3 separate regions of the Mus musculus genome follow, and regions 1 and 3 are each linked to region 2. Evidence: chromatin loops called from intact Hi-C (ENCODE). Cell type or tissue: heart. All regions are shown on one strand.

Region 1 (2,500 bases), 57 kb before region 2:
GCCCTCCCCACTGCTCTCCCAAAAGTGGGAACACCACTGAAGGCTGCCCCAGTCCATAATCTGACACATACCCTTCCATCTGCCCTGAGTTGGCAGAGGACAAAAAGCCTCCACTAGAGATTGATAAGGCCCCTGGCGAGATCAGAGGTCAGGCAGTGACAGAGGTAGAGCCATAGAACTAGTTTGCCATATTTGGGGCCATTCATGGTTCATCTGAAGTTCAAATTCAACTGCTTCCAGGTCCACGTGGAAGCTGGGCTGTCCAGGTAGAGAGATCCAGGCAATGGATCCAGGCTCACACAGGGCCACAATCTTACTGTCTCCTACCCCTCCCAGCTGGCCTCACCTCTTCCCCTTCAGGTCAGAGAACCAGCTTAGGTTGTCTGCGATGATGTGGTGGTTCTGGCAACCAGGGCAAGTCACGATGACCACGCCCTGGTGATAGGCCAACTTTGAGATGCGCTTGGATGACCGAGTCCCACAGACCTAGCTGGGTTAGAGAGGTGGTCAGGCAAGGCATACACAGGAAAGTCTCTCCCAAGGTCTAACTCCATCCCGAGGGACAGCCTCAACCCTTTCTCTGATGATCCCACCTAGGCGACGGCGTCATTTCTAGACGCCTGTCTCCTGATAACCCAACCTAGAAGGCCCTGTGCCTCATTCCCACCCAGCCATTTGTAAAGACTCCGCCTCCTCCCTGGTCCGAAGGATACTTCCACGTTTCTGCCAGGACCCTACACCAACAGGAAACCAGCCAGCACCAGGTGTTGCCGACAGCGCCCACCTTGCAGGTGTAGACGAGTTGATAGTGGTCCGCTTCCACGCGCCCCAGCGCCGCCGCACGCCCTGATCCCGGCGCGGAGCTCGAGCTCCGCCAGCCCGAGGCCCAGCCCCAGGCCCAGCCCCGAAGTCTCTCCGCGGTCTTTAGGCGAGCCCCCAAATCCCAAAGCCGCCGCGGTCCGGAATCCCGGGTCCGCACACTACGAAGTAGTGTCGGCATGCGGCTCAGCGCTGTCCGCAACATCCCGCCTGCGAATCCTTAGCCACCTTTTCTTGCACCGCCCCGTGAAGCTGCGTCGACCATTTTGGTAACGGGCGCAGCGGCCGGAAGCGGCCCTCTTCGGCTTCCATCCGCCACCGGTGCACTGCTTTCTGTTGCCCCCTGGTGTCGCCCCGCTTGCATATCCAACCAACAGGCTCAGCTCGGTGATTATTTTATTTAGTTGCATTTTCTAATTCTAATACAGTAAAAAAAAAAAAAAAAAAAAAAAAACCGCAGCATCCTTTCACAATTCCACAGATGCTCAGCCTCGGCGCGGTTCGCTAGGAGCCCTCGGTGTCGGTGTTGTCGCTGCCTGTCGTATTCCCGCGATCCCCTTCTCCCTGCCGCCAGCTGTTCTGCATCTTGCGGAGCGCCCGCTTCCTGTGGGGCCCGCAGTGTGAGCAGGTAGGCACAGGTGTCCCACCCGCCAGCCGTCCTGCCCGCCGCCCCACACCTGCGGTAGTTCTCGAAGCTCTCCTTGAGGCGCCGCCGCTCCTTCTCCGGGGGCTCGCTGCTGCTGGGCCCCATGCCCTAGAGAAGGAACGGGGCCGGCAGCTGGACAACGGGGCGGGCAGCTGGACACCGTGGCCTTACCACGGCAGCCCTGGGACTCCAGCAGGTGTGGAGCATAGCTAGCTGGCCGTGGGGTCTGCTGGACTCCGAGATGACTGAGCGTGGGGTGACAACCCCTTTGTAGCCAGGTGAGTGGAAGACTTCTTTGCAGTGAACAGCAGTATGGGTGTCCTTACATTGTCCCCTCCCCTGTCCAACCACCCCACTATCCAAATGTTACATCCTACCCATACACTACCAAAGACCTTGTGATCCCCAGCTGTCCAGTGGCGTCACCCTCCTCCCCAGGATCAGCCATGTAGTAACCAGGGCTCTTGGGAACCCCAATCAGCCTTACATGGGTCAGTGAAAGATGCTCCTTGTTCAGAGCCATAAAGGGCTGCTCTGGGCTCTCCCTGTCTGCCAGTACACCTGAAAGGAAGATCTGTGCTTATGGGGGCCCCATCTGGTATGGCCACCTCCCTCTGCAAACAGCCCAACTAGCATTAGCCTAGGTCAGCCTTACGGGCTGGGACCTTTGCATGAGTCCAGTGGGGACTGCATTTCACAGAAACAGGCTGAGCCCTTGACTGCTACATCAACAGGGCTCCTACCATCAGTCACCCATACCGCCCAAGCTGACTGTCACCAAACACAAGGACAGATGGCTAGGAAAGACTCCAGGTCCCCATGATTATTTGCGAATGCATGCCCCAGTCCATGTCCCTTTTAGCTTGGCAACATTTTTGTGTCTAGTGGTTCCCATGGGTGGTGTGGGGGCAGCCTCAGTGGAGAGCTCAGGGCATCGGGGGCCTGGGTTAGTGCAAGTACACCATATTAATTAGAAGAATAATCATTCCAGGTAGCCAGAGCCAGCATGCCCCAGGTCCTGGGCAAACCAAGGCT
Region 2 (2,500 bases):
TTCTGGACAGTCAGATCCTCCTGACTACCCCGGAAACGCCTCCTTCTCCAGCCCTTGTCATCGAGGGACAGGGTTCGCTCCAACTTGGGTCTAATGGGTGGCTGTGGGGTGATGAGATTTGCCTTAGTTTGTGGGTTCTGGTTGCTTGTTTTTGCTGGAATGCTGAAAGGAGGCATGGGGTTTGTCTCTGAACCCTGAGAGTCAGAGGCTGGTAAGAAGCCTGGTGTTGGGATGAGCTTCTTTTCCGTGTTCGGAGGCTGTCCCTGGAGCATTCTGCCTTCTAGCTGCCCAGGTGCCTCAGTGTGACGCAGGCAAGCTGACTTGGATGGCATAGTCCAGACCTGGCCAGCCCTGACCCCCTCAGCCTGGCCCTCCTAAGGAAAGGGATCCTCCCTGGGAGGTTAACAAGCAACTCTTGTTGTCAAGGATGCACGTCAGAGTTCGCCAGCTCGATGCCATGAAAACTCGAGTGGCTCCCTTTGTGGCATGGGGCGGTCCTTTTGGAGGAGGGCCTGTAGCTGCATGGCTGGAGACTTGAGAGTTCTCACCGATGCCTGAGGAAACGCAGAAAAATCTCTTGGCTCCCCGAAGTCAGCTCGCTAGTCTTAAAAGCGACTTCGTGAGAACAGGCGCCAGGGGGTCGGGGCTGCACTTCACGGAGCTGCACAAGTCTGTCCAGCACCCCCGGCCAGCCCTCCACCCCGCCGAGGCAGAGTAGGGCAGCGCGCTCAGCGTCCTAGGCTCACCTGCGCCCTCCGTTCGGCAGCAGACCCGCCGCCGGACGCCCGAGGTCTGATTCAGCCGGGCCCAGCGCTGGCGGAGGCGGACCTAGGCCAGTCACGGTGGCAGCTGGAACAACGACTGCGGCCCCGTGCCTCGGCCCCCGCCCCCGCCCAGGGTTCGCCCCAGCTCAGTCTAGTGGTCACCCTGGCTCAGGTTCCGTTCTGTAGTCTTCCGGAGAACTGCCCGGCCCAAGACCCTATCGCCGCCACAGCGCCCTCTCGCGGCCGGAGGACCACAGCCCGGTGCCTGGAAGCCACGCCCGACACGAGCTCCCGCCCTGCCAAGCCGCGGCAGGACCAGGCACAGGCAGTCACACCCAATAGCTGCCCAAGGCTCTACCAACACTAAAGATCTCGCTGGTCTGCCCCTCAAAACACAAAGGAAGCCATAAATTAAGTTACTTGAGAGCCCAAAATATTTTATTTAACAATGTGAATTTTGGAAAAATAGCAGCTCCCAGGGAGGAAGCTTCTTGAATCCAAAGTGGTTGGCAGTCAACACAGAGCCTGGGCAGGGTTGAACCAGAGGCAAGGGTCCTGCCTGGTCCCAGCAAGGACACAAGTTGCTACTGACCCACAGGGACAGGCCTTTCTTAATGACAGGAACAGGAGGGTCCAAGTACACTCATCTATGGAACGTCCTGGAAGCCATTCTGTGAGTCTTTCCTAGATGATGCAAGGAACCAGAAAACCGGGAAGGGCTGTACTAATTCCATGTTCTACAATTTCTAAATTTAATACCAAACAAACCATTTATGTTTTCTACCTGCTGATTTTTAAATATTTAACTCTCTTTCCCTTCCTCTTTAGAGTGTAAGGATAGTTTTAGGAACAGTCAGTGAAGCCTTAAAGCTTTGACTCTTATGTGGTGGCAGCTCCTTGAAGTGATATGGGTGAGCCAGTGAGTCGCTGCTGAAGGTCCCTGGTGGGCTTTGGGGTAGAGATGCAAGGTTCCAGAGTGTGCGCTAGGACACCGTAAGCCACTCCAAGATACCACCAAGGCTTTAAGTGCTGTCTGCAGGTGACATTGAGTCAGCTAGAGGGCTCCATACAGACTCCTGGCTAGGAGGGCAGTACGTTGCAGCACACAGCCAGTTTTTGACCTGGTTAATCAGATCAGCAGCTTCAGAATATCAGCTCCCTGGGGCTCTCCCCAGTGACTGAGCCATGACGGAAAGCTCGGAGCAAAAAAAAAACGCACCCAGCACTAATGAGGCCACAGAAAATGGAGTGAGGCTGGAAATGTTGGAGAGACATGCCCTTGTAACCACTTCCTCCCCAGCCTGGGAGCCGCTGCCATCTGGTGACCCTTTGAGGAGCTGGCATGTACTCCCCAGTTCACAGGACAAGGCACAGTTGCCCAGTGCAGTTTGAGGCTCCTCTTAGGCCAGACATCCCAGCAGTCAGTCCTCTCCAGGTAAGCAGACAGCCTTCTCAGTAGCCTAAGGATCCCTGGTTGGTTTGCACCATTTCTCAGGTGAGAAAGGCCTTGGTGTCCAAGTAACTGTGCTCTCCTGTAGTGAATCCCTGCCTAGCCTCTCTGCGGGGATATTCTCAAGTGGCTCAAACCTTAATTTGTCTAAAGTGACTAAAAAAGAAACATTGTTCTTTTACATAAAAGACTTTGAATTAGATTCATTCTATCCAGCATTTGAAAGGAACCTTGAAATCAATTTTTCAATCATTCATATACATAGGCTGCAAGGAAGGAGACACAC
Region 3 (2,500 bases), 84 kb before region 2:
GCCTGGGTACCGGGGCGGGGATGCTGCAGTAGGAAGGCTTCAGGTTCCCCTCACAGTCCTCAACGGCATGGGGCTGGAACATCACTGAGCCCCTTGCTCCTGTTGTATTTCGTCCTGTGGTCCTAGTCTACTCCCCTGGACACTTAGACATTAAGCTAGCACCTTGGGTGGAGAGGCATCCCTCCCTGACTGTGTTCCTAGGGGTTGCAGGGCTATGTGATGACCTCGGGGTTTGGATCTATCTGCAGCGCCTGGCCATCGCCAAGGAGTTTGGGGACAAGGCAGCTGAGCGGAGGGCCTACAGCAACCTGGGCAATGCTCACATCTTCTTGGGGCGCTTTGATGTGGCTGCTGAACATTACAAGTGAGCAGGGAAGACAGTCCTGGGGTATACTGAGCACCATGCTACAGAGATGCCACTCCCATGGTGCAGTCCCAGGAGCCAAAAAGGCTGATGCATGAAGCTCCTGGGTGTCCCTGACCTGTGTCACAGTTCTTAGTCAGCTGCTTCCTGGGTAGAGGGGTGGCCACTAGATGGAGCAGGTACTTCATGCTCATCTCAGTTCTGAGATACAGACACTGAATCCCTGTAAATATCATCTGCTCAGAGCTGTTAGTGATATTAGCCAGTGTCACAATTAGCTAACTCCTTAGCCAACGGGAACCCATGCACCCACACGCATCTGGTGCTGTGAGTTGAGTGCAGTGGCCATTTCAAGATGAACATTCCTGATGTAGAAGAGACATTGCCACTCCCCTCAGGGACTGACTCTCCCATTCTGCACAGGAAGACGCTGCAGCTGTCTCGGCAGCTCCGGGACCAGGCAGTGGAGGCTCAGGCTTGCTACAGCCTGGGCAACACCTACACACTGCTACAGGACTACGAGCGTGCTGCTGAGTACCACCTGCGGCACCTAGTCATTGCCCAGGAGCTGGCTGATAGGTTTGTGAAAACAAGGTCTTGGCTGGGCCTGGCTTACAGTGACAGCCTGGGTTTGAGTGCACGCTCCCCTGCGGGCCACAGCATGCATGCTGGGAGCGACCTCCCACATAGGCCCTCAGCCAATCCCTCAGTGGGAAACAGTGTAAGCAAATAGGTAGGTCCAAGGCTTGTAGGGGCCCGTGACTTCCCAGCTCTGGAATAGCCTTCTGTGCAGATCTGGATGTAGCAGGGTTTCAGAGCCACAGACCTGGGGGCAGCTATAACAGGAGGTATCCTCGAAGAGCTGCCCTGTCCCCAGGGCTTCTGTGGGAGGGACAGATAATGGAAGTGTCCTGGAACTAGGTAGAGATAGTGGGAATAGCGACAGAAACAGCGAACTATCCCTGAATGCATGGTTCACTTTGGACCTGGGTAAGGGAGCATGGAGCAGGCTACAGGGAGGCACTTGCTGGCCACTAGGGGGCGAACCAGGCCTTGCGCAACAGTATACAAGTGCTGGGCTCTGCAGGCCCAACTGGCCCCAGGGTAAGCTGGTAACACGCTTAGGTTTATCTCCCTCAAGGGGGTGGACCAGTGAGCACTGTGGCCAGGGCCAACGAGCTCCTTTGGCTGAGGAAACCCTGTGCTGATGGTACATTGTGTACCAGGGTTGTGGGAGGATCGGGGACTTGGGGCAGTAGGCAGACCTGGGAGGCAGGTGTGATTGTCTAACTTTCCACAGGGTGGGAGAGGGCCGAGCATGCTGGAGCCTGGGGAACGCCTATGTGTCCATGGGGAGCCCTGCACAGGCCTTGACCTTTGCCAAGAAACATCTGCAGATCTCCCAGGAGGTGAGCCGGGCCTACTCCCCTAGGTCTCTACTGGTGCCTCGGCAGCACATTGTCTCCTTTCGTGTGCTTGTTCCCAACCACCCTTTCTGAACACTGGATCCCTAAGAGGACAGTTCCCACTTGTGTGTACCAGGGCCAGTGGGTCAATGGGGGGAGCAAGGATCTGTTTTCCACTTAGAATGCTGGTGTCCCCTGTGTGGATTCCATTCTCCAATCCCTAGGGAACTGGGCCGTGTAAGGTATCGGGGATGCTGGGAGTAACCTCTTGGAGGTGGACCAGGGAGACAGGTTCTATTGCCCAGGAATACCCTGTGATACCTCTCTAGGAAGCTGAGTGGTCCCTTCTCTATGTTCAGTCCCCTCCTACTGCGGACAGTGCAGGGACATCCGAGAGAAACCTAGTCCTCCTAACTAAGGGTGGATCTCAAGCCCCTACAGCATCAAAAGGAACTTCTCACAAGAACAGGATGGTCCAGAGCAGAGGAGACTCTGTCTGAAGACTCCTTCGCATGGTGTTAGCCTCACTTCCCCATGAGTGCAAACAGAGGTCTCCAAAAACTTCTGAGCTTCATGGTTCCCTGTGTTCTTCATGTTGGGTTTGTACTCAAGAGGATCCCCTGATGGAGCCTCAGTATTGGAACCTGAGGCTTGTGGGCCCTAGGAGAAGACAGTTCCCTATGGTTGAGACAGGCTCACTCCACGAGAAGGCCAAGCTGACCACTCACAG

The links. A loop is a pair of places that touch in the nucleus more often than their neighbours do. Peaks named below come from ENCODE experiments on the same cell type or tissue, not always from the same donor. Only the 100,000 strongest peaks of a DNase experiment are listed, where the experiment ranks them.
Region 1: it touches region 2 in a loop (2.4-fold over the local background); 5 of 42 quality-filtered maps call a loop at or near these places.
Region 3: it touches region 2 in a loop (6-fold over the local background); 6 of 42 quality-filtered maps call a loop at or near these places.

The regions. Positions count from the first base shown.
Region 1 is chr2:26,350,989-26,353,488 of GRCm38, forward strand. It overlaps Dnlz (DNL-type zinc finger), which reads right to left and starts at 1,122. Exons shown (of 3, transcript NM_026828.3): 1 at 785-1,122; 2 at 347-486. The coding sequence starts at 1,024. It overlaps Card9 (caspase recruitment domain family, member 9), which reads right to left. Exons shown (of 13, transcript NM_001037747.3): 11 at 1,953-2,026; 12 at 1,497-1,573; 13 at 1,199-1,423. The coding sequence ends at 1,324. In heart, CTCF peaks have their summits at 1,167 (motif pointing left) and 1,381; DNase peaks (open chromatin) are centred at 623, 1,113, 1,443 and 2,283; H3K4me3 peaks cover 2,196 bases; H3K27ac peaks cover 2,147 bases.
Region 2 is chr2:26,408,256-26,410,755 of GRCm38, forward strand. Inpp5e (inositol polyphosphate-5-phosphatase E) reads right to left here and starts at 964. Exons shown (of 10, transcript NM_033134.3): 1 at 1-964. The coding sequence starts at 332. Sec16a (SEC16 homolog A, endoplasmic reticulum export factor) reads right to left here. Exons shown (of 30, transcript NM_153125.2): 30 at 1,176-2,500. In heart, a CTCF peak has its summit at 1,004 (motif pointing left); a DNase peak (open chromatin) is centred at 1,046; H3K4me3 peaks cover 1,348 bases; H3K27ac peaks cover 1,130 bases.
Region 3 is chr2:26,324,550-26,327,049 of GRCm38, forward strand. It overlaps Gpsm1 (G-protein signalling modulator 1 (AGS3-like, C. elegans)), which reads left to right. Exons shown (of 14, transcript NM_153410.5): 6 at 249-364; 7 at 788-943; 8 at 1,665-1,773. Among named protein-coding and RNA genes, the nearest start is that of Gm52505, 6.5 kb to the left of the region's middle. In heart, CTCF peaks have their summits at 529 (motif pointing right) and 1,391 (motif pointing right); DNase peaks (open chromatin) are centred at 532, 1,072 and 1,492; H3K27ac peaks cover 218 bases.